Regions from separate parts of the Mus musculus genome. Here regions 1, 3, 4, 5, 6 and 7 are each linked to region 2. The links are chromatin contacts, found by Hi-C in ENCODE. All regions are on one chromosome and are shown on one strand. Each heading gives the region's core, a stretch centred on a gene start or an enhancer-like site at or near the end of the contact. The rest is flanking DNA. Distances are from core to core; before and after follow the strand shown.

Region 1 (3,176 bases), core at 230-2,729, about 93 Mb before region 2:
TCTTCCCAGCGCAGAATAAAGCCTGTTCTCAAAGTCTCCACCCTAGACACACGCACTCTCCACAGAGCCACCAACACTACAGCGGGAGCACCCTCCCACAGCTGGGAATTCTCCCTCTCAAACCATAACCTTCTGGGTTTCACTAATTCTGCACTGTTCTCCACCCAGTCTTAATCCAGACCTCAGTCTCAGTGTAATAGTTATGGCAAGAAGACTGAAGTCTTAAGACACTACTTACTGGAAAATGCATACTCTAGAATAATGTTTTGTATAACACCTATCCAGTGGAACAGAACCGAACAAATGAAGTGAAAGTATGAAGACACACCACAGAAATAACACACTGTTTCTCAAACCTGCCACCGCAAGTATGTATGTATCTGGGATCTCTGAAACATGCATTTCTCACCGTAACTGCAGATCACAAACATAGCAGGAAAGTACAAGAACCTACCAAACAGAACTGCAGTTCCTGCTACACCATGGCAGTATGCAGGGTAAAGGACACACCAGAGATCATCTCCTGGTCAGTGGCAAGATAAACAGCAACTACAAACAGTAAGCCAAAGTCCTAGAGCAGAAAGAACACAGTGAGCAAGTGACCCCAGGACACTGCACAAGATACAGGAAACTGAGACTCATATCCACAACAACTATGAAAGAGAAGACACGGGATCCTGCTGGTCACCAACCTGCCAGTGGCAACCTACTCTGCAAAGGCACTTTATACACAATCTCTAGGCTGTGTGTCTGTCCATGCTACGTTGATCTGCTCAGTTGCACTTCCCACAGTACCACCTGTGAGCATGTGTGCAGCAACCTCTCCTCCCTTCTAAGAAAGCCTTGTAATTTCTCCACAACAAGCTGCAGGAACTTTAGTGGAGAGATAGTGTTTGAGGTTGAGGTCTTGTGCTTTATCTGGCACAAGAATTTCAAATAAAAGCAGTACCTTTTAGGGCTTACGGATACAAACTTGAGTCAAAATCCCAGCCCTGCCACTGGCCAACAGTCTGATCTTGTACTATTTATCCCAGGCTCTCTAGGTCTGGGTTCATCAGTAAAATAGCAGAAAACAACAAACATCTTCACTGCAAAAGCAGCACAGGGCTCACGTGCATCTAATATTCTGCACACTTTCCTGAGGTCTAAACCAGTCCAGCCACCATCAAGCTGACATATGAGAGACTAGACTACTCAAATCTAAATCTAAGCAGATGCCCTGACCTCTACTGTTCTTAGCCTCATGGTGACAAATGGGCTTTCCTGTAACTGTTTTGGAATTTTGAACTGAGTTGCTGTTGAAAGCTCAACTTAGGAAGAAACTGGCCACCTCAAGAGCAACCAATACACGGCCTGGTGACAAGGCATCACAGGAGCATTCAAGTCAGCTAGCTTAATGCTCTGCAAACAGTACTTTTCCATTTCATTAGTTACAGGCTGCCAGGAAATTTTAGCACTGAGTAGAATGAAGACAGGCTGGAGAAACAGTCCTACTATTTATAAAGCCCCAAGTTAGCCAATTTGGTTGTCTTTTGCATATAAATGGGGTAAGATTCTCCAGCAGCCTATACCCACAGGACTGGAATGCTGGTGGGAAAGCCCAAAGCCCAGACCACAGGGTTCTTCAAACACTTGGGCTGTGACTAGGCTTGTCTTGTTGGTTTACATCTGACATTATAATGTTCTGGACAGATTGCCTAACTCACTGTGAGCTTCACAGTCAACTGTGATCACATCCCTAAAAACAGAACTTCAGAGGAGGAGGGTCATTGATCCACGGAGATTGTTGATTAATACACAAATCGGTATCCCTGTACTATTATTATCTTTTCAATGAGCAAGGTGGTGGTCATGCACACCTTTAATCCCAGCACTCAGGAGGCAGAGACAAGTGATCTCAAGAGACAAGTTTGCAGTCAGCCTGGTCTACAGATCAGAGGACAGCCAGGGCTACTGTATACTATACTACTAAGGTCACAGAGAAAACTGCCGATAGATGAAATTAACGTGAAGAACTAAGGTAGGATGTACTGGCTGGTTTTCTGTGTCAACACAGAAAAACTGTGTCTCAAAAGTACAAAACAAACAAACAAATTATACAATTCAACTGAAAATCAAGCAAGTAAAAAAACAATGTTTCAGAAACCCAGCCTGGCTTTATGATGTTTTTTGAGAATTCTTTGTAGAGAATTCCATGGAATCTTTCAATAAACAGGCAGTAATGAAACAAATGTCAGAAAGTCAGCTTTGACAAGAATGTTTACTTACACTGCTGACAAAAAGCAATTAGTTCTTGGCTTAGAAAGAGCCTTTAACAAGGAGACAGTTTGCTGTAGGGCTATTTCATTCCCTGAGAACAGACCTGTTGTGAGTGAATCTGAAAGTCCATCTGTTAATGCCCATGTGGGATGACAGTCCCAGCAAGTTCAACAGCCATGATCTTAACCTGCCAGAGACAAAGCAAAAAACTCCAAAAAAAAAAAATTAACAGGCTTCTTTAACTGGTAGAAGAGGCTCTAGTAAGTGCTTTCTCTAGAGCCTCCACACATTTGCATCTGCTATGATTTTAATATGCCCTCTAAAATTCAGAGAGTGGCCATTTAATAGTTGGTATGATGCTACAAAAGGTGATTAAGCCATTAAGGCTCCTCACTAATAAATGCCATCAAGGTCCTTATGAAACATGCTTCTCCCAGTGTGCAACCCAACTGCCCTTCTGTCCTTTCCACTGTGTGGTACACCGCTTTTCCTCTCCAAAGAGGCATCAGTGAGGTGCCATGTTGGATGCAGGAAGTAATCCTCACCAAATACCCAACTTAGCAGTGTCTTGATCTTGGAACTTCCAAAAACAGTATCAAATAAAATGTGTTCTCTATAAATCACCCTCTCTCTAGTAACCACAGCAGCCACTGATCTTTGATACTATATACTACTAAGGTCACAGAGAAAACTGCCGATAGATGAAATCAACATGAAGAACTAAGGTAGGATGTACTGGCTGGTTTTGTGTGTCAACTTGACACAGGCTGGAGTTAGCACAGAGAAAGGAGCCTCCCTTGAGGAAATGCCTCCATGAGATCCAGCTGTGGGGCATTTTCTCAATTAGTGATCAAGGAGTTGGGGAGGGCCCACTGTGGGTGGTGCCATCCCTGGGCTGGTAGTCCTGCGTTCTATAA
Region 2 (3,254 bases), core at 59-2,558:
TGTGCCAGGTGAGAAGTGGAAGGGAATGGAGGAAAGAAAAGGGGTGAAGGATGGGGACCAGAGAGGCAGAACAAAGTGTGGAAGGATTCTGAGAAAGTAAAGTAATAAAGTTTTAAAGATATTTTTGCAGAGTGTGAGACTCTTTCCTCACTCCTACCAGTCCCTAAGGAAATCTCCAGGAAACTGCTTCTTCATATGGCCTTGCAGTAAATCACATAAATTGTAATTTAGAGACCTGCCTGTGTGTGTAGAATCCTCTTTTAAGTGATTTCCAAGGAGCAACTTTAATAAGATAATGGGGGCTGGAGAGATGGCTCAGAGGTTAAGAGCACTGACTGCTCCTCCAGAGGTCCTGAATTCAAATCCCAGCAACCACATGGTGGCTCACAACCATCAGTAATAGAATATGTAGTCCTCTTCTGGTATGTCTGAAGAGAGCAGCAGTGCACTAACATGAGAGAGAGAGAGAGAGAGAGAGAGAGAGAGAGAGAGAGAGAGAGAGAGAGAGAGAGAGAGAGAGAGAGAAAGTTCCTGAATGACCTACAGGGAGACAGCTGAACGCCCACAGCATACATCCTGGGCTGTCCGTCATCTCACCGCTGAGATCCACCTCTGCCTGTGTGTGAGCATATATTCCATATACTTAGAGATGCTTCCAAATTATAGAAGGCCATATGAGCTCACTCTATCCTGCCTCCTCAGACTTCTGTGCATACTGGTACCAAGTTATGCATGTGTAGCCAAGGCACATATACACATAGAGAGAGGTAAGAATCAGCAGGCTGATGCATACAAAGTTGAAGGGCAGATTTTCAGCTGCTCTGCTGCCTGTAGTCCCTGAACATACAGGATTTCTTATCACTTATCATTTCCACAAGGCCTCAGATGAATGGCAGGTGCTTCCAGATGACATCAGGGCAGTGATCCACCCTGTATCACCCCTGCACACAATTACACGCATGCATGAGTACACACACACACACTCACATGCACACTCACACACAAATAAGCATAAGTGCATACACACACGCACACAGCCAATTCCCACTGCCTCCCTTCCTCCCCAGTCTATAAGCAAACTTTCAGTCCCCCTTCTTTCTGTCTCAGCCCCAGCAACACAGACACCTGCCTGGCATCTTTTTACCCACCCCCACAGGACCTGAGGCGGGGCACTTCAAACAGGTTGATGCTGTTCTCCTGGAAGTGGAACAAAAAGGGGTGGGGTCATTGTGGGAGGCGGGGTCTGTGGGAGCTTACATCCCCGCCTCCATGGAGGCATAAAGCAGCCAGTCCTGATAAAGGACAGCCAGTCATTCCCTCACCCTATAGACAGAACGAGCTCTGGTTCCTCACCACACACCAGCTGCCAGACAGGATCCAGCATCACCCTTCCCTGGTAAGATCAATGATGGCTGAGGAGGCAGGGGGACATTCTGGGGAACCAGGGGAAGGTTGGGGCCAAATGGGCATGGGATTTCTTATCCTTTATCATGGCCATAAATCTCCCTGCATTTTACTGGGGGTAGGACTCATAGTAGGCCTTAGAGAGAAGAGAGGCAGCCCTTTGAGTGCCACTCTGGTGAAGGGTAGGTCCTTCTAGGTACACTCAGTTGGTCTCTGGAGGGACATAGGCCATCCCAACCCTTCCAGGAACAAGGGCTGGAAAGTATATTGTAGATGGCAGGATGGCCCCAACATCTCTGTGTGCTCCTTCCTGTTTCCCTGCCTCTGTCAAGTACTACAGAAAGGTGAGGCCCATGGAGGCTAGCTGATGTGTCTGATCTCTTCCACCCACCAGGAAAACCTGGGTGTGTCTCCTGGATCCCCAGGTGAGATACCTCGACTTCAAAGACAGAGTCCTAAACTGTCAAACTTGTGATCCTTGCAGGCCCCACATCCTCTTGGTCCCTCTCCCTCCAGCATGTCTCCCAGGACCAAGCTCACTCTTTCTATCCTTGTTTCTACCAGACATGGTGCTGATGCTGTAGAGGTGACTCAGGCCCATTTCCTGCCCTCAGGAAAGTCACAGTTGAGTAGGCAAGGCAGTCAGGTGAACAGATGGATGGTAACAAGATGAATTAGCAGGTGTTTCAGAAGTGGATATACAAGATGCCTTGGGAATGCAGGCAGAGTCACCAAAATGCCCAAAGGAGTAAAGGGGTGAGCAGGTGACATGAGTTGAGTCTTTTTTTTTCCTTCTTACTCCAGTCCTGCTTGCTCAGAGTCCAAAGATTGATTGATTGATTGATTGATTGATTGATTGATTATAAGTACACTGTAGCTCAGATCTCATTATGGATGGTTGTGAGCCACCACGTGGTTGCTGGGATTTGAACTCAGGACCTCCAGAAGAGCAGTCTGTGCTCTTAACTGCTGAGCCATCTCTCCAGTCCTTCAGTTGAGTCTTATAGGACAAATACGAATTCTTTCTATTGGAAAGGGGATATATCGTAAGCAGAACTAACAAAGGCAAAGAAGTAGTTGGGAGAGAGGAACTAGGAAATTTGCCCACTTATACTGGTGTTGCTAGGAGGTGGGTGGGAAGGAAATGGAGGGTGCAAACAAGTGTAGCCTTGCCAAGGAAAGGGCAACTGGGGAAGCTGCCCAGCTCTGACTGCCCAGGCTCCTGGGCCCAGTGCGGTTGCTTCTTTCCCTAGTGTCCACAGGTCCTAGTTTCAACTGTCCCTTAGTGTGACAGGACACTTCCCTTCCCTTGCTGATGACAGACTCTAACTGGGCTCTGTTCTGTGAAGAAGTGAACATGGAATGAGAAAAGAGCCCTTGGCAAAGGGAAAAGCCGGCATCTTGTGTCAGCCATGTGAACTCTAGAGCTCGGGATTGTCCATCACAAAAGAAGGACTCCGTGGGCTCCTTCCAAATCCAACATCCAGATGCTCTAATTGTCTCCCCTCTACTCTAGGAGTGAAGCCTGGTGACAGCCTCTTACAAAGTCCTTACCAGGTCTTGACGACCCCAGCGGCTGCCTGGACATTGTCCATCTCTTTCTCCACAGAGACAATGACTATGTTTGAGAATGTCACCCGGGCCCTGGCTAGACAGCTGAACCCTCGAGGGGATCTGACACCCCTAGACAGCCTCATCGACTTCAAACGCTTCCATCCCTTCTGCCTGGTGCTGAGGAAGAGGAAGAGCACACTGTTCTGGGGAGCCCGCTATGTGCACACCGACTACACTCTCCTGGATGTGCTGGAGCCGGGCAGCTCCCCCTCAGGTCAGCCTCTCACCCAGAGCTG
Region 3 (3,080 bases), core at 221-2,720, about 93 Mb before region 2:
TCACTTACTCTTCCTTGTTCACCACCCCCTGGCCGCTGGGGTCGAACATGCGGAAGGCACTCAGGATGGCTTCCTCGGGGTCCGTCCCTGGAGGGGGGGGCGGGGCGAGGCAGCCAAGTGAACTCTCAGATCCCCTGCCGCGAGGCCCCACCCAGGATGAACTTGGAGTACAAGGGAGCTTCTTTGTACTGGGGCCTGAAGGGCTCCGGCTATACCGAGTGAATAAAGGTGGGGTGGGGTAGATTGGAGGGTGCAGAAGAGACTTGAGTCGGAATTCAGAGTGTTTCTTGGGCATCAAAGGGGTTGGCAGGCCCGGCTGGGAAGTCAAAACTGTGATTAGGAAGTGGATATTTCCTGAACCCAAGCCAGTTCAGGCGCTCCACATCCTCTGCGTTGGCCCTGGGCAGGCAGGGTGCACAGGTTTCAGGGGAGTTAGGTTGAGCCTCACGTGGGGCTCCCGGGTCAGGTGAGGTCGGGTTTGCGCTGTGGCTAAGGAGACTCAGACCTCCTGCCAACTCACCATTGAGCTTCTCCCCGAAGAGTGTGAGGAAGACGGTGAAGTTGATGGGACCCTTCCCTTCCTGCAGCATGGCGTCCAGCTCTTCCTCCGGAACACTTACCCTCCCTAGGAGAGTAGGTCTTGAGGTGACCCAGGCCGCCCTCCCGGGCTTCCCAGGCAGTGAGGGCAGAGGCAGGGGCAGCTCTAGCTGTGTGGCAGGTGGGGGAGGGGGATTCCTGCCTGAATGAGGCTAAGTAGGAGAGAAAGGGCGGGGCACTGTCCTCTCTCGGAGCAAGTGCCTGAGGTGAACAAGCCGGGTCCCTGGGAGGTTGCTCCTGGACCCACTCACCGAGCTGGGAATAGGTCTCCTTCAGGTCTGATTTGCAGATGATCCCATCCCTGTTCTGGTCAATGCAGCTGAAGGCCTGTGAGGAGATGGCCTGCAGGTGGGAGCTGCTCACCCCATCTCTTCCAGGGATGGCGGGTAAGGGAGAGTCTCGGGTAGTATGAGCGAGGTTGGAGGCAGGAGCACTGACCCTCAGAGGAGAGCCGTGTGCATGGGGTATGAAGTGGCTCCCCGGATCGGGGAGAGGCTGTTTGGGATAGGCTACTCACTTCCTTGAATTCCTGAATCTGGGCTTGTTCGAACATTGAGAAGACATTAGAAGAGCCACGTTGTGCCTGCTTGGTGGCTGCAGCCTTGCCTCGGGTCCCAGCCTTCCTACTGGCCTGTAATACTGATGATCAGAGGGGTCCTCTCTCCAGTTCTCCAAAGACCTCCTCCCTACCTCATGTAGTCTCGTGGGAGTGCCAGGGAGAGGTGCCTTTCCCCACCCGAGATCACTTCCCTGAGCCCAGCACAGGCACACAAGTCCCTGGCTCTGTCCCAGGGCAGCTCAGAGACTAGCACCTGGGTGTGGCTGGTCTCTTGTTCCCCACCCAGCACTCACCATGATCTGTGGCGGTCTGACTGAGTGATCGTGCCACCCAGCTCTTTATGTCTCAGCCTTATCACCCAGAGGCCCAAATAAGGAGAGGAATGGATGATTGGGCTAAACTTGGAAGCCCCCGCTGGTGGAGAAAGACAGGGCTCCACATAGATCCTATTCACACTCCTGGTAACCTTCAGGCCCCCAAGTGTAACATCCTAGGATCCACCCATCCATCTCTTGTGACCAGGCTCCATGTCTTCCCTGGTCAGAGACGCTCCAAACGTGTGCTAGTCCAGGTCATGGTGGTGTGATTCCCTGTGATGCCTGCATCTGACCGTCCTCTCACCTGACTAGTGCTGTCTATACTCTGGGCTTGGGAAGCAGTACATGATTCTGAGAATGGTCTCTGGCCTGAATCCCCTGGGTCAGATAAAACCCCTGAGTTCTGGCCTGCTGGCCATCTGACAATGGACAGACAGCAGTTCTAACCAGGCTGTGAGCCCCACAGGACCATTGGCTTGATTTGGGGGTAACTCAGGATTGGAGTGACCGAATGCTGCTCTCCCTACATTCAGACATGCGCTCTTCACTCGGCCTGTCCTGCTGAGACGCGCGTACCCACCCTATACGGAATCTTGTGTTTCTTAAGCTCCATCTCAACTCTACCCTCCTCCTCCAAATTCTCTCTGACGTTCCCAACTGAGAGCTGTAGCCTTCTCCTGGGCACCCAGCTTGCTCCACATCTGGAATCCAGAAACCCTGGCACGTGGCAGGCCTACATGATGCTGTTTCACAGGAAAAGTTTTGGGTTCTTATGAAACTGGCCCACAAAGACCATCTCATGTTTCTGAATTTGGGACCAAGGGGCTTTGGTTGCAAGCAGCAGCCGTCAACTTTTGAGGACCTTAGTGTGGCAGAGGAGTCAGAGAAGCTGGACAGCTTAGGGGAGATCATGAGTAGGTCTCTGACTAGGTTCAGTGTTCATCCTCACCCCAATGTGGCTATGCAAGGTGAGTTAGGATATGGGCACTATCTCCTGTTAGGACTCAAGTCCCACTCCATCCTCTTTTATTTTGAGATAGGGTCGGCTATGTAGCCAAGGCTAGCCTGGAACTCACGATGTTTCCCAGGCTGGTGCTGGGATTACAAGTCTGTACCACACACAACTCCAAGGCCTCCTTTTGTATGAATATTTTATAACACCCTCCTAACTACCTGAAAACAAAGTTCAATCATTCAAGTTGGATGTATAAAGAGAGACAAAACAAAACAAACAAACAAACCAGCACAATGCCTCAGATCCCAGTATGTACGAAAAGATGAAAGACTGAAAATCTGTTCCAATGTGTGAGTGTGCCAATATGAGTGTTGTACTCTGTTAATGCAAATGCTCGTGTTGGTTCAAGAAAGTGAAGCCGATAGAAGCAATTCTACACGAGAATTACCAGAAAACAGCAAGATTTCAAGAAAAATGTGACTTTCCCACAGAACCACCAATTTGGGATTTTTTTTCTGAAGCAGAGAACAGAGTAAGCCTTTGACTCCCTGGGTTCCCAGTGAGAGATAAATGTGCATTAAACGCATACAAGTCCGTTCACCTGAAGGCATATTCATGCTGCATAGAAAAGCATTAGGTAGATTCCATCTAC
Region 4 (3,205 bases), core at 210-2,709, about 92 Mb before region 2:
GCAGCTTACCACCATCTGTAACTCCAGCTCCAGGAGTTCTGACACCTTCACATAGATGCATATGCAGGCAAAACACAAATGAAAATAAAATAAAAATAATTTTAAAAAATCTATAACTTTACTCTGGCAGGGCCCGAATGCCCGTGCTCTTGTAATTTTTACCTTCCTGATGTACCAAGGGTAGGAGAGAATAAAGCTTTAAAATTTTACACACACACATTACACATAGTTTTGGCTTGGGTGTGAGATTAGTGAACATAGAGGCTTGGGTGGACCATAGGGTCCATAACTTTCCAGGGAACCCACAGCCATACCCTGTGAACTGCCTCTCAGCTATCATGTTTTAAATTTTATTTTCATTAAACATTTCTTCTTAGAGGTGTAGATCTGGAGGCGAAGGAAGTTGAACTTGAGCCTTAGAGCATGGATATGATGACCTGGCCATTGTGAACCCTGATTTCCTTATACCTTCCAGCTTCCCAAAAGCACCTTTGCATTTGTGTGTGGGTGGCTGAAGCCTAGATTAGAAACACCATAAACTCAGGAATGTGAATATCCATCAGAATGCTTTTTTTTTTTTTTTTTTTTTTTTTTTTTCGAGACAGGTTTTCTTTGTATAGTCCTGGAACTCACTCTGTAGACCAGGCTGGCCTCAAACTCAGAAATCCGCCTGCCAAATGCTGGGATTAAAGGCATGCGCCACCACTGCCCAGCCAGAATACTATCTTCAAGATGTTTTAGGACAACCCATACAGACAACAGGTTGCATACACTACCTAGAAGGTTGCTGTTGGCAGCTATTGTACATTTTTGGATTCTTTTATGAGACTCTGGTCCAACGGTTGATCCTGAACTCATTTTCCTGTCTCTAGCAGCCAGGTGCTATGATTACACAGGAGTGCGCCGCCACGCCCAGCCAGAATAGAAAGTTACTAGAAAAGGGTTTCCTTGTGGCTCAGAGTAAAAAGAGAGGGATGCCAAGTGGCAGCGCGCCCAGAACCCGGATTGGAGACTGACTCTGTCCCTTCCCAGGGGCATGTGGCCCGCCTCCCTAATCGCGAGGCAGGCTGGGAAGTCGGCCACCCTAAAGATGGCGGCAGAATTGAAAAGTTGGAGCCACTCCCGCGCGGCCCTGAAGGGTTCGGGAGAGCTAGGGATGGGGGGGGGGGTACTGGGGCGCCTTTCCAGAGGGGATGGGAAGGACTGGGGTAGGCAGGTGTGCTCCTCCCGCCCTGAGGAGGCATGGAGGGGCCCGGGGTGACCCTGGGTCTCTTCAGGGGCTTTGGGAAAAACAGGGAATCGCCCTTCTTGGTATCGCCCTCCTTGGGCCCAGCGAGTGCCTCTAGGCGGAAGTGCGGGAGCGCCGAGGCAGTGGGCGGGGCGTGAGGGGGCGGGGTCTCCGGAGTGGGCGGGCTCCCTAGGTCCGGAAGTGCGGGTGGGGCGCGGCCGGGGCGGAGACTGCGGGCGGGCCGGCGGCGCGGTGAGCGCGGGGGTGGCGGGCCCAGAGCGAGCATGTAGCGGCCGCTGGCAGTGGGGCTCCCGGGGCGGGCCGCGGGGGCCGCACGCGGCGACATGGAGGAGGAGGGCAAGAAGGGCAAGAAGGTGAGCGCTCACCGGCGCGTCCTGCCGCCGGGCCGGGGCGTGGGGTGGGGGTCCCTCGGGGTGGGCGGGCGGGCGGGCGGCTGAGCGGGCAGGGACAGCGGTCAGGTGGGCCTGCGGCTCCCGGAGGAAGTGCCGCGCCTTTCCGGTGGGGGCGTCCCCTTTGCCGCTCGCCCCCGGCCTGCTCCAGACGGCCTGTCAGGGGGCCCGCCTTCCCCGCGCGCCGGCCTGGGGCCACAAAGGAAGTGGGCCCAGTGAGGGGCCAGAAGGTGGCCTGGGCTGGAACTTGGGCCACTGGGCTGTGCCGTGACCGGCGAGGCTTTTGCTGCCCACTTGGCTTTGTTTTTGGATGTCCAGTAAAAGCAAAGATGGACTTAGCTTTTCGGCGGGTTCTCTCGTCGACTGTCGCTCCTATTTAATACCACTGAGTGATTTTAGTGACGTTATGTTTGGCAGTAAGATTTAGGACATGGTTCAAGAGGCTCCTTCGTTTCTGTAGTTTAAAAATGTGGCTTTAATTACAGGCTTGAGTAGTTGATAAAGAACATTTTAAGAAGCCTGGGAAGACCATGTGGGAATGAACCGCTTAAACTGCCTTTAAAGCGAAAAGTGGGCTTTGATAAAATGTATCCCTTTCAAATAAATGCTTTGCAATCTTCATGTTTGCCTGTCATTTTCATTTGATAAATGTGTGCACGTTGTGGACAAGTTTAAAACAGACTTTGATGTCCTAGCTCAGCACCACCCGGCCTCCTTGTAGCCTTTAATTGGCCACACCACTCACCACCTTGTTTTAGGAGGTGTCCCATTTTTCAGAAAGTCTTACTTGAAATAGAGTGGCCAGGTGGCCTTCAGGGAATCCAGGCCAGCAGCGCTGCCCCCACTTTCTTTTGTTTGAAGACAGAAAGTTGCACTTGTTATTTAGATGTCCTGTCAACTTGTTACCTCCAAAGATGGTTTAAAGCTGGGAAATGGGCCCAACAAAGCAATTCAGCCTACAAGTATAGAAGGGGTTTGAGCATTGTAAAAGGACTTAGCTAGAAAAGAGGGTGCTGTTGAGGAAGGACTTGGCCCAAGTGTGGCTGATGCTGAACCGTGCCAGCTGGTCTTTGCAATGCCAGTAGCCTACATCCCTGGAGACATTGTATTTGTCTCACACTCTAAGTGCCCTGTAAGACACCTGGCCCACGTTCTTGTTTGGGACAAATTGCCTGGCGGTTTATGTTGTCTTGTATATCATACCAGTTTGGGTAGAAGGCTGAGGAGCAGAGAGAGGCATTAAGACTTCCCCCTGAGCTTTTGGATCAGTAGCAAGACAATCTCTTTTTGTTTTGTTTTTCAAGACAGGGTTTCTCTGTGTATCCCTGGCTGTCCTGGAACTCACTCTGTAGACCAGGCTGGCCTCGAACTCAGAAAGCCACTTGCCTCTGCCTCCCAAGTGCTGGGATTAAAGGCGTGCACCACCATGCCCAGCTCTTGTAGCAAGACAATCTTACAGTTATATGCAGTGAAAAAAAAATAAGTACAGAAAAAGGCAGTGGTTAATTTCAGTGTCTCAGTTAAAGGAGATAATGCGTGTGTAGGGATCTATGCTAGCAGTTGTAGG
Region 5 (2,897 bases), core at 293-2,792, about 92 Mb before region 2:
AAAAAAAAATTATAACTAAAGATTTACTACATAATTCAGCTCTTGTATATGTAACTTAGATTTAACCCTTGCTTAGAAAAATAGATGTTTTTAAATAGCAACAGAGAGACTCTGGAATTGGTATAGACTTTAGAACCTCAAAGCACACCCCCAGGGCACACCTCCTAATCCCTTTAATCCTTTCAAATAGTACCGCTCCCTGGTGACTACGCATGTGAATATGAGTTTATGGGGCTATTCTCATTCAAACCACCACCGAGATCAGCCTCTACCTCCCCAAACCCCCTCTTTCCCTGTCGCAGAGATGGTGGAACTTTCTTTGTAATCAAGGAAGACTGTCTTAGTTAGGGTTTTATTGCTATGAAGAGACACCATGAGCTCAGCAACTCTTACAAAGGAAAACATTTAATTGGGCTGGGTTAGTCCATTATTGTCATGTGCAGGCAGACATGATTCTGGAAGAGTAGCTGAGAGTTCTGCGTCTCGATCCACAGGCAGCAGGAAGAGTCAGTGAGCCCACGCTAGGCCTGGTTTGAGCTTTTGAGACCACAAAGCCTGCCCCCAGTGATACACTTCCTCCAACAAGGCCACACCTCCCAACAGTACCAGTCCCTATGGGCCTATGGGACCATTTTCATTCAAACTATTGCAATGGCCTGAAGTTCTCAGTCTTCCGGCTTCACGTCTCTCACTTAGGACCACATCAGTATCTGTCAATGGTCTTGCTGGGATTTTCCCAGTGTCATTCTGAGCCATCACCCAATACCATTCTTCCTTTCTCAGAAAGATGGCAACATTGCTTGTCCATTGCCTTGTCTGTAAAAACAGATCCGTTAACCAGCTAGGGAGGGATGAAGATATCATATCACATCTTGGCTGCTGAGTGAGCGGGCAAGGGTTAGCTGGTAAGTGGTTGGCTTTTTAAGGATGCTGACAGACATTAGTAAGTAGGAGAATGTACTAAGAAAGAAGAATAACATTTTTGCCTTTGAGAACTTTTGGGGGAGGGAGGAGCTGAAGAGATGGCTCAGTGGTTAAGAGCACTGGTTGCTCTTCCAGAGGATACTGGTTCAATTCCCAGCACCCACATGGCAGCTAACAACTGCCTGTAACTTCAGTTCCGGGGATCTGAATTCTGCATGTACATGCTACACAGACATACAAGCAGACAAAAGAACCATACACATAAAATAAAAATAAATAAACGAATAATTCTTTTTTAAAAAGAGAGAGCCTTGCCAGGCAGTGGTGGCGAATTTCTTTAATCTGAGCACTTGGGAGGCAGAGGCAGGTGGATTTCTGAATTCAAGGCCAGCCTGGTCTACAGACCTGTTAGTTCCAGGACAGCCAGGGCTGTACAGAGAAACCCTGTCTCGAAAAAACCAAAGAGACAGAGGGAGAGGAAGAGAGAGCACCTTACAGTGAAGTTAGATAAAACAGTGCATGTATACTGCTTGCTAAGCAGCCCGACCTGACTATTGGGAAACGCCCTGGGGTTTCCAGCACAGGCTTCCGGTAAGACAGGAAATAGTGAACAGCCTGGGCGAGATGTCGGGCTGTCCTTATAAAGTGAGTTTTCCGTGCATCGTTTCGTTTCCAGCAGCAGGGGGCAGCACAGAGAGCAATGCAGCTGGAGCGTGTGGCCAGGCGTGGGTAGGGAGCAGCAGGTTAAGGGATGAAGGCAATCAGAAGACTAAAGATTCAGGACATTAGCAGTTTGCATTTAGACACAGGACCTCCGAAGGTAATTGAAGCCAGGAAAATCAGCATGAAAGGAGAGAACAGTGAGGTAAAGAAATAGCTCAACGGTTAAGAATACTAAGTGTTCCTCAGGACGACCCAGGTTGGGTTCAATTTATCCACATTACCAGCCCCAGGAATCCCGTGCCCTCTAGCCTCCATGAGCACAGCACACAGGACAGAGTACACATAAACTCAGGCACAAAGACATACACCTATAAAATAAATCATAAAGGTCAATAAATATTAAACTAAAGATTAACAGGATGGAAGGAACACAGTCCAGGGTGGCCTAGAGAAAGGAAGTAGAAAACGGATGACAGCTGTTCCACTCTCCACTACAGCAGTCAGGAAGGATGCAGGCCAGGACTGCGCTCTCTCTCAGCCTTGCCCACAGGCCCTGAGGGAATAAGGGAGGCAGTTAATGACAGGCGTGGAAAAATAGGGACTCTCCGGGTTCTGGGAAAGTGGGGAGACTGCTATGGTAAGGTAAGAGTCCCTGATTCTCCGAAGAATGTCTCCCAGACTCAAGAAGTGTGCAAACTCAGAGTATTTTATTCTGAAGACCAGCATGCTGGGTTTCCCATTACCAAGATAGAGACAGCAAGTGAGCCTGCATGCCTGAGGTAAAGCACATTAGGGAATTCCGGGTAGGTGACCCCTATGGTAACCTGTTGGGTCCATCTCTATGGACATTCCATTACCAGGATATGGGGGCTGAAAACTTGCTGGGGAGGTCTGGGAACTGTTACTGAGGAGTAGCTGAGGGAGTCTGGAAACTGCTGCTGACCCATTCTCCCTGCCTCAGGCCAGGCGGCTGGGACATTCTGTTACCTGGATGGGAAGGCTGGAGCCTGGGGTGTTTTCTATAAGTAATTGACTTGCCTGTGCTTGCCTGGACTTGCTCACTTTTTAGGCCTAGACTCCTTAACTGCCAGTTTTAAGTCTGTCATGGACTCACCCTAGCCTTCTCAGTACAAAGATGCAGACTGTGGTGGGCTGCACGGGAGGGGGCAAGGGGGGGGTTAGACACAGTAACACAGTCCACATTACTGGAATGGTCAGGAGCACTCAACAGGCCCAACCTGTTAGACCCGTTCGGTCTCTGAGGCCTGGTCAGAGGTCAATAAGGTCAAGTCAGTTTTCAAAACAAAAGA
Region 6 (3,032 bases), core at 11-2,510, about 92 Mb before region 2:
CAGACCCTTGCAGGTCTAGGAGCCACTTCTGTTTCTTCCTTACCAGAGAAGACTCTTGAGTTCATCCTCAAAGCCAAAGGAAAAAAGAAGGTCAGCTTCATCTACCACCAGCAGCTCTAGGGAGTCCCGGAGTTTCAAGGTGTTCTGCTGCAAGTGGCTTAACACTCGGGATGGGGTTCCCACCACCACATCTGGCTTCTCCATCAACACAGCTCTGCAGGTGGCAAGGATTTAGCAGCCAGACCCTCGCCCTGGCAGACCTGCCCAGGCTAGCCACTCACACCACCAAGGGCACACACTTGCAAAGCGTTCTCCCTTTGGAGGCCTGCAGGTTTCACCCACCTCTGAGAAGCTGAGTCTTCTGCAGCTGAGACGTTAGCCACTCGCACATCCCGAGCACAGTAGGCAGCCAGTTGCTGGATCATGGCCTGGGCCTGCCGTGCCAGCTCCTTGGTAGGAACAAGAACAAGGCCTCTCACAGCCTGCTCCATTACAGGACCTGTCTGTAAGAACACCAATTCAAGACCGTTCAAAGTACTGGGTCCGCCCAAACAGTCAGAACCATGTACTGCAACACAACCACCTAGCTGTGTCCTGATAAACTCTTAATTCTGCCCACCTCACAGCACAGGGGGCAGAGCTTTCCCAGGCACTCAAATTTAGAACTTGCTGAAATCACTTAACGTACTACGGAGCTGATGAGTCCCCCTCTAGATAAAAGGTTACTCAAAATTACAACAGGATGGCGGTCGTGGCACCAAGGCCCGGGTTGAGAGCCAAGTAACCTGAACTCCAGCTCAGAGATTAAGCTGCAAATTGACCAAGTTCTCTATGGGCCGCCTAACACTGACACAGGACCTATAGGAGGAACCTTGGCACAGTCGGGCACTTCATTCCCTATTCTTTTGGAGCGTCCTGCCTCATACTCACTGCTCCTCTCGCTACCCACCGCCTTCTTGTGGAGAAGCGACTGAAGCATCGGAATAGCATAAGCTGCGGTCTTCCCGGAGCCTGTGCGGGCGCGGGCCAGGAGGTCCTTCCCCTCCAGCGCCAGAGGAATGGCCTTTTCCTGGATCAACGTAGGTCGCGACCAGCCCAAATCGGTGACAGCCTAAGAAGGAAGAGGACGCAGCTCAAGCGGCGTGGAGTACAGCGGCACACCGGGTAGCAGCTCCACAGCCTACCCCATACCTGCAGGAGCCGGGGATCCAGGCCCATGTGTTCAAAACCCAGCGCTTCTTGGTCCTCCATGGCGTGACTCCACGCTGTCAGTGCGCACGCGTAGGGCGGGACAAACCAACAACTAATCAGCTCTGGAAGGTACGTCACTTCCTGGAAGTACTTTCTCCTGGGTGTCCGACGTTGCTACCAATTTGTGCTGGCTCTGCGCAGGAGCGTTCCGCAATGCTGTCCCTTGAACGCCCTCCGAATTGTGGATGCCTCTTCTCTGGCGCCTCAGCCTTCCCTGACCCACAGAGTGACGTGGGCAGGGCTTTGCTAGGTTATGGTTGGGATCGACCGCGTTTTGGCTAAAGGGAGGCAGCCGCCACTTAGGCACATGCGCAAAGGAATTAGGGTTCTGTGGGTAACCAGAGGCAAATCTCACTGGGCAGAAATCGCGGCACAAGTTGCTAACCTAAGATAAATGTTAAATCAGGCCTTCAGCTACTATGAAGATTTTCACAAATACTGCCAACACGCGGTGCAATCCTTAACAGCTCTTAGAAGAAGAGCCAAGTTGACTCGAACCCTTCCTGGGACCATCTTTCCCAGAAAACGAAAATCAGACTTTGTTACACATGTTAATAAGGCCCATTCTTTGAGAATTCCTTACCAGGGAATGTCCTTAGGACTTTTTCTTCTGTTTTTGTTTTTTTTTTGTTTTTTTTTTTTTGTTTGTTTGTTTGTTTTTTTCAAGACAGGGTTTCTCTGTGTGGCCCTGGCTGTCCTGGAACTCACTCTGTAGACCAGGCTGGCTTCAAACTCAGAAATCCGCCTGCCTCTGCCTCCCAAATGCTGAGATTAAAGGCATGTGCCATCACTGCCTGGGGAAGATTGATTGATTGGTTTTTTTGAGACATGGCCTCATTATGTAGTGGCTGGCCTGGAACTTGGTAGGTAGACCAGACTGGTTTGACTCAGCCTCCCTAGTGCTGGAATTAAAGGCATGCACTACCACCCTTCCTTGGGACCTCTTAAAACACCTAAAGCCAAAAAAGTGTCAGTTGACCTTAGGCCCATTTCTTCTGGGCGCTGTAACTATTGTTAGGGCAATAACAGAAAAGAGATTGGTGGGGACTAAAAACATTTACCAACAGGGTCTTATAGTGACCACCTATTAAGAAAGGGAAAGCCCTCCTGATAACAGGAGGGGCTGAGCTGAAGGAAAAGACCAATAAAAGGGGTCATTAAGTGGGCAACAGGATCAATGTAGAGCACTTCCCTAGCGTGCATGATGCCTTAGAGTCTCAATCAGCAGCAAAGGAGAGGAAAAGGGGGAGACTTAAGGTGGGGCTAGAAGCCTAACTGCAAAACGCTGGACTCTGGCACCTGTGACTGCAGTGAGCTCAAACTGATGATCTAGATCAGTGCTTCTCAACCTTCCCAATGCTGCTACCCTTTAATACAGTTCCTCACGTTGAAGTGACCCCCATCCAGAACATCATTTTTACTATTTCACAACTGTAATTTTGCTACTCTTATGAATCATGATGTAAATGTGTCTTTTCTGCTGGTCTTAGGTGGACCCTGTGAATGGGTTATTTGACCCCTAAAGGGGTCATGGCCTACAAGTTGAGAATGACTGATCTAGACTAACTCCCTACTTTAAAGTTATCTGGTCAGCAATCTTGGCCATGCTGAATGGCATTCACAAGTTTCAGGAGTTAGGATGGAAATACCTTTGAGGCAGTCATTTTCCTACCTACCATATCCCTCACATACACGACTGAATCTGGCCATAACTGAATGCTGCCAGAAATCTGTTTGTTTCCAAGGTGGGGATAGGGGGTGTGGTGGAAAGGAATCAACAG
Region 7 (2,946 bases), core at 148-2,647, about 92 Mb before region 2:
CAAGTTCTAACTGTGGGCTGAGGAATCTTGGCTTCTTAGCCCTTAGGCTTCTTAGGACGATATACCCCAGGTCCATGGGAGGACAACTCACGTGTACCATTGCTGATGCTTCTGCCCTTGTACTGTGGCCTATCACTGCTACCAAAGCTTGAAGAGCTTCTGGCATACTTGTGACTACTTGTGACTTCTATTTCAGTAGAGCAAAAGGACTCTCCAGCCAGCTCATCCAGCACTGGTGCCATTTGCCATACATAGCAAGGATAAACTGACAGTCTGTATTGCTGTCCATCAAAAACTACTCTGCTAAAAAAGAGAAACAAGCGGAGAGTTAAAGGCCATGAGCATGAAGCTGGGCATGGGACTTATAGCTATAGTCCTAGCACCTGGTATATGCAGGTAAAAGAAACAGAGCAAGGTCAGCCTACATTATGAAATTGAATCCAGCCTCAGCTACATGCCATTGTCTCAAACAACAACAACAAAAGACATGAGTATGAAATGAACCACTCTCCTTTTTGAGACCTGATCCAACTGTGTAGCCCAGGCTGCCCACAAGAACTCTATGTAGCCCATCTTGACCTCCCAATTGGTCAGTTTTTCTCTGTTCTGAAATTGCAGGTGTGTGCTGCAAAATCTGGCTGAATATTTTTGTTAGTTTTTTATTTTGTTTCCCAAGACAGGGTTTCTCTATGTGGCCCTGAAACTCTCTCTGTAGACCAGGCTGACCTCAAACTCAGAGATGAGCCTGCCTCTGCTTCTGAGTGCTCTGCTTTAAGGTGTGCACTCACACAGCCAGGCTCTGGCTTAACATTTTGACACGGGGAACATTTCATATTAGTGAAGTGTAACAGGTTAACTAGTGGATTTTGTCTGTTTAGAGCAGGCTCTGGAGCCAGGAAGATCCAGGGGGACCCCAGCACAGCTTCCTGTCAGAATACTAGCAGGAACACCCAAGTCGCATGACAACCAAGTCACATTAGACCTCGCTAACTAATCTTCATAAGGACTGCTGCAAAACAAGTGTTCAAAATAGTCACTCATGTTATTCAAATTATTTTGTGCAGGGATACATTTTACCAACCCAACTATTATTTAGGGCAGCTTGTTTTGGATACAAAGCCCGTGGGCCTCAAAGTCGCAGCGCTCCTGCTTCGGCCCGCCAAACGCTTCAATTATCAGACGGCATCCCACGCCCTGAATGTACCAGGTTCTTAACAAGCTTCGGAAGCGTCTCCCGTGTAACTGCTAATGACAGCCGAAAGACAGTGAGCAACAGGCTGGCTTTGGCCAGATGCAAAGTTCTGCATTGGCGCGAAGCCCGAGCGAGCGACTGAAACCCAATTCTGTGACGTCACGTCACGCCCACAGCCTGTCTTGCAGGCCGCTCCTCTGGGGCCGGGCTACGCGTTGACGCCACACGCCGGGGCGGGGCTGAGAGTTTGGAGCCCGGAGTGGTGTCGGCGCTTCACTCGGGTGGAGCTGAACGGGAGACAGGTAACCTTGTGCGGCAGACGGGCTCCGTCCAGGGCTGGGAGGCTCGGCGCTTGACACCCGGAGCTCGCGGCCGAGGGTGAGGCCTATGCGTCCTTGCTTCCGGAGTGCCTGAGTGACGGGCGTGAAGCCGGACAGAGCCGGGCTGGCGGAGGGCGGCGATGGTGGGCGGGGGACGAGACCTGACGGACAGACGTTATAGCCAATGGCGTGGCAGGGTCCTCCAGGCGGGCGGAGATTGGCGGACGCGGACTTGCGCCGGGGGTCGGGGGGCCGAGCGCTATTGGCTCTGGCGGCGGAGCCGCGAAGGTGGCGGGCTAGGGAGTAGGTGGCCTGGCGGCCCGGGAGAGCCCCAAGGTCGCGGCGTGTCACGTGGACCGGTCGCTCCCTCTGGCCCGCGCGCGTTCTTTTGTCCTGCGTGCGCTGACCCCAGCAGGCCGCCGTCCTTGTGTTCGCCGTGCCCGGACACGGCGCTGACCTTGGTGCCTGCGGCAGCCCCACCTGCCGGTATGAGGTAAACCAGGCTGTCGGCCAAGGTGACACTGGTTTCCCTAGAAACACCATCCACGCACCGCTTTCCTCGCGAGAGTGTGTGACAGATGTGAGTTATACCCAGAGTGACTGGGAAGCCTGCTACTGTGCCCTCGCATGAGTTACCAGATCATGTTTCTTTTGCCCACCGAGCAGTGTGCCAGTCTCTGAAGTGACAGGTTCGGCAAGAATCCTCACGTGGATACCATGTAAAGACAGGAGAGCGGAGTGTAGGGCATTTGAGTATCTACACGGTGAAGGAGCAGGGTGAGGTGTGGAAAAGGGATTAAAGGTAATGAGAAGTGACGGGCTAGGTGTTGTGCGCATGCGTAACTCAACTTCCTGACTGTAAGATCAGAAAATGGCGGCGTTAAGCATCATTGGAGGGTGGAGTTTTAGATCCTTGACGTCAAAAGGTCACTCAAGGAACACCTCTACAGGCCCAAGTGGGGTCAGTGGGGTCAACCTGTATTCGATGGAGGTCTCTACGTCCGTAAGTGTTATCTGTATATAGTGAAGCTATTGCGAATGTGCAACTGGTCTTCATCACCCTAAGTAGAAGCGTGTAACTAAAAATAGAAGTAAAAATTTCCCCCAGCTTTTCTGTGGATTTCATTGCCCTTACAGGCCCTACTTGTGTCTGTGTATCCTGTGCTCTGACATTGAGCAGAGGACACCGTTGGAGTTCCTCTGTTTGTCTGATCCTCTAGCCTTGCCCTTGAAGGTGGAACCAGGTAGATTAGTAGGTGGCGTTAGGAAAGTGACACTATAATTGTCTTTTTCTCTTTTTCTATCCTTGTCATTTTGTATCACATACTATGCAGCTTTCTTTCTTTTTTTTTTTTTAATTTAAAAGGTTACATTTATTTGTAGGTAGGGAGATGTGCACACGTGACAGTGCTTGTGTAGATGTCACGGGGCAAC

The links. A loop is a pair of places that touch in the nucleus more often than their neighbours do.
Region 1: a map of T-helper 17 cell shows a loop between it and region 2 (10-fold over the local background). The contact joins the enhancer-like site here to the promoter of Gsdma in region 2. A Hi-C loop is called at or near these places in 2 of 37 maps with a recorded cell type or tissue (T-helper 17 cell and T-helper 2 cell).
Region 3: a map of T-helper 1 cell shows a loop between it and region 2 (10-fold over the local background). The contact joins the promoter of Myl7 here to the promoter of Gsdma in region 2. A Hi-C loop is called at or near these places in 2 of 37 maps with a recorded cell type or tissue (T-helper 1 cell and T-helper 17 cell).
Region 4: a map of regulatory T cell shows a loop between it and region 2 (19-fold over the local background). The contact joins the promoter of Ccm2 here to the promoter of Gsdma in region 2. A Hi-C loop is called at or near these places in 3 of 37 maps with a recorded cell type or tissue (T-helper 1 cell, T-helper 2 cell and regulatory T cell).
Region 5: a map of T-helper 2 cell shows a loop between it and region 2 (20-fold over the local background). The contact joins the enhancer-like site here to the promoter of Gsdma in region 2. A Hi-C loop is called at or near these places in 3 of 37 maps with a recorded cell type or tissue (T-helper 1 cell, T-helper 17 cell and T-helper 2 cell).
Region 6: a loop to region 2 is called in a map of T-helper 2 cell, with 14 times the contacts of the local background. The contact joins the promoter of Ddx56 here to the promoter of Gsdma in region 2. A Hi-C loop is called at or near these places in 4 of 37 maps with a recorded cell type or tissue (T-helper 1 cell, T-helper 17 cell and T-helper 2 cell).
Region 7: a map of T-helper 1 cell shows a loop between it and region 2 (8-fold over the local background). The contact joins the promoter of Ogdh here to the promoter of Gsdma in region 2. A Hi-C loop is called at or near these places in 2 of 37 maps with a recorded cell type or tissue (T-helper 1 cell and T-helper 17 cell).

The regions. Positions count from the first base shown.
Region 1 is chr11:6,159,371-6,162,546 of GRCm38, forward strand. All of the region lies in intron 2 of Nudcd3 (NudC domain containing 3), which reads right to left. Among named protein-coding and RNA genes, the nearest start is that of Nudcd3, 39 kb to the right of the region's middle. Within about 2 kb of position 1,480, at least 1 of the 3 ENCODE cell types and tissues checked has a DNase peak (open chromatin) inside an H3K27ac peak, as active enhancers do.
Region 2 is chr11:98,663,043-98,666,296 of GRCm38, forward strand. Gsdma (gasdermin A) reads left to right here and starts at 1,309. Exons shown (of 12, transcript NM_021347.4): 1 at 1,309-1,396; 2 at 3,014-3,232. The coding sequence starts at 3,019.
Region 3 is chr11:5,897,312-5,900,391 of GRCm38, forward strand. Myl7 (myosin, light polypeptide 7, regulatory) reads right to left here and starts at 1,471. Exons shown (of 7, transcript NM_022879.2): 1 at 1,450-1,471; 2 at 1,115-1,228; 3 at 849-924; 4 at 521-625; 5 at 9-87. The coding sequence starts at 1,452.
Region 4 is chr11:6,545,428-6,548,632 of GRCm38, forward strand. It overlaps Ccm2 (cerebral cavernous malformation 2), which reads left to right and starts at 1,460. Exons shown (of 10, transcript NM_146014.3): 1 at 1,460-1,602. The coding sequence starts at 1,573. It also overlaps the pseudogene Gm24000.
Region 5 is chr11:6,364,554-6,367,450 of GRCm38, forward strand. No RefSeq gene overlaps it. Among named protein-coding and RNA genes, the nearest start is that of Zmiz2, 29 kb to the right of the region's middle. Within about 2 kb of position 1,543, at least 1 of the 3 ENCODE cell types and tissues checked has a DNase peak (open chromatin) inside an H3K27ac peak, as active enhancers do.
Region 6 is chr11:6,266,469-6,269,500 of GRCm38, forward strand. It overlaps Ddx56 (DEAD box helicase 56), which reads right to left and starts at 1,261. Exons shown (of 14, transcript NM_026538.3): 1 at 1,192-1,261; 2 at 950-1,111; 3 at 343-503; 4 at 44-214. The coding sequence starts at 1,251.
Region 7 is chr11:6,290,200-6,293,145 of GRCm38, forward strand. Ogdh (oxoglutarate (alpha-ketoglutarate) dehydrogenase (lipoamide)) reads left to right here and starts at 1,398. Exons shown (of 23, transcript NM_010956.4): 1 at 1,398-1,494. It overlaps Gm46270 (predicted gene, 46270), which reads right to left and starts at 2,064. Exons shown (of 1, transcript NR_168687.1): 1 at 1-2,064.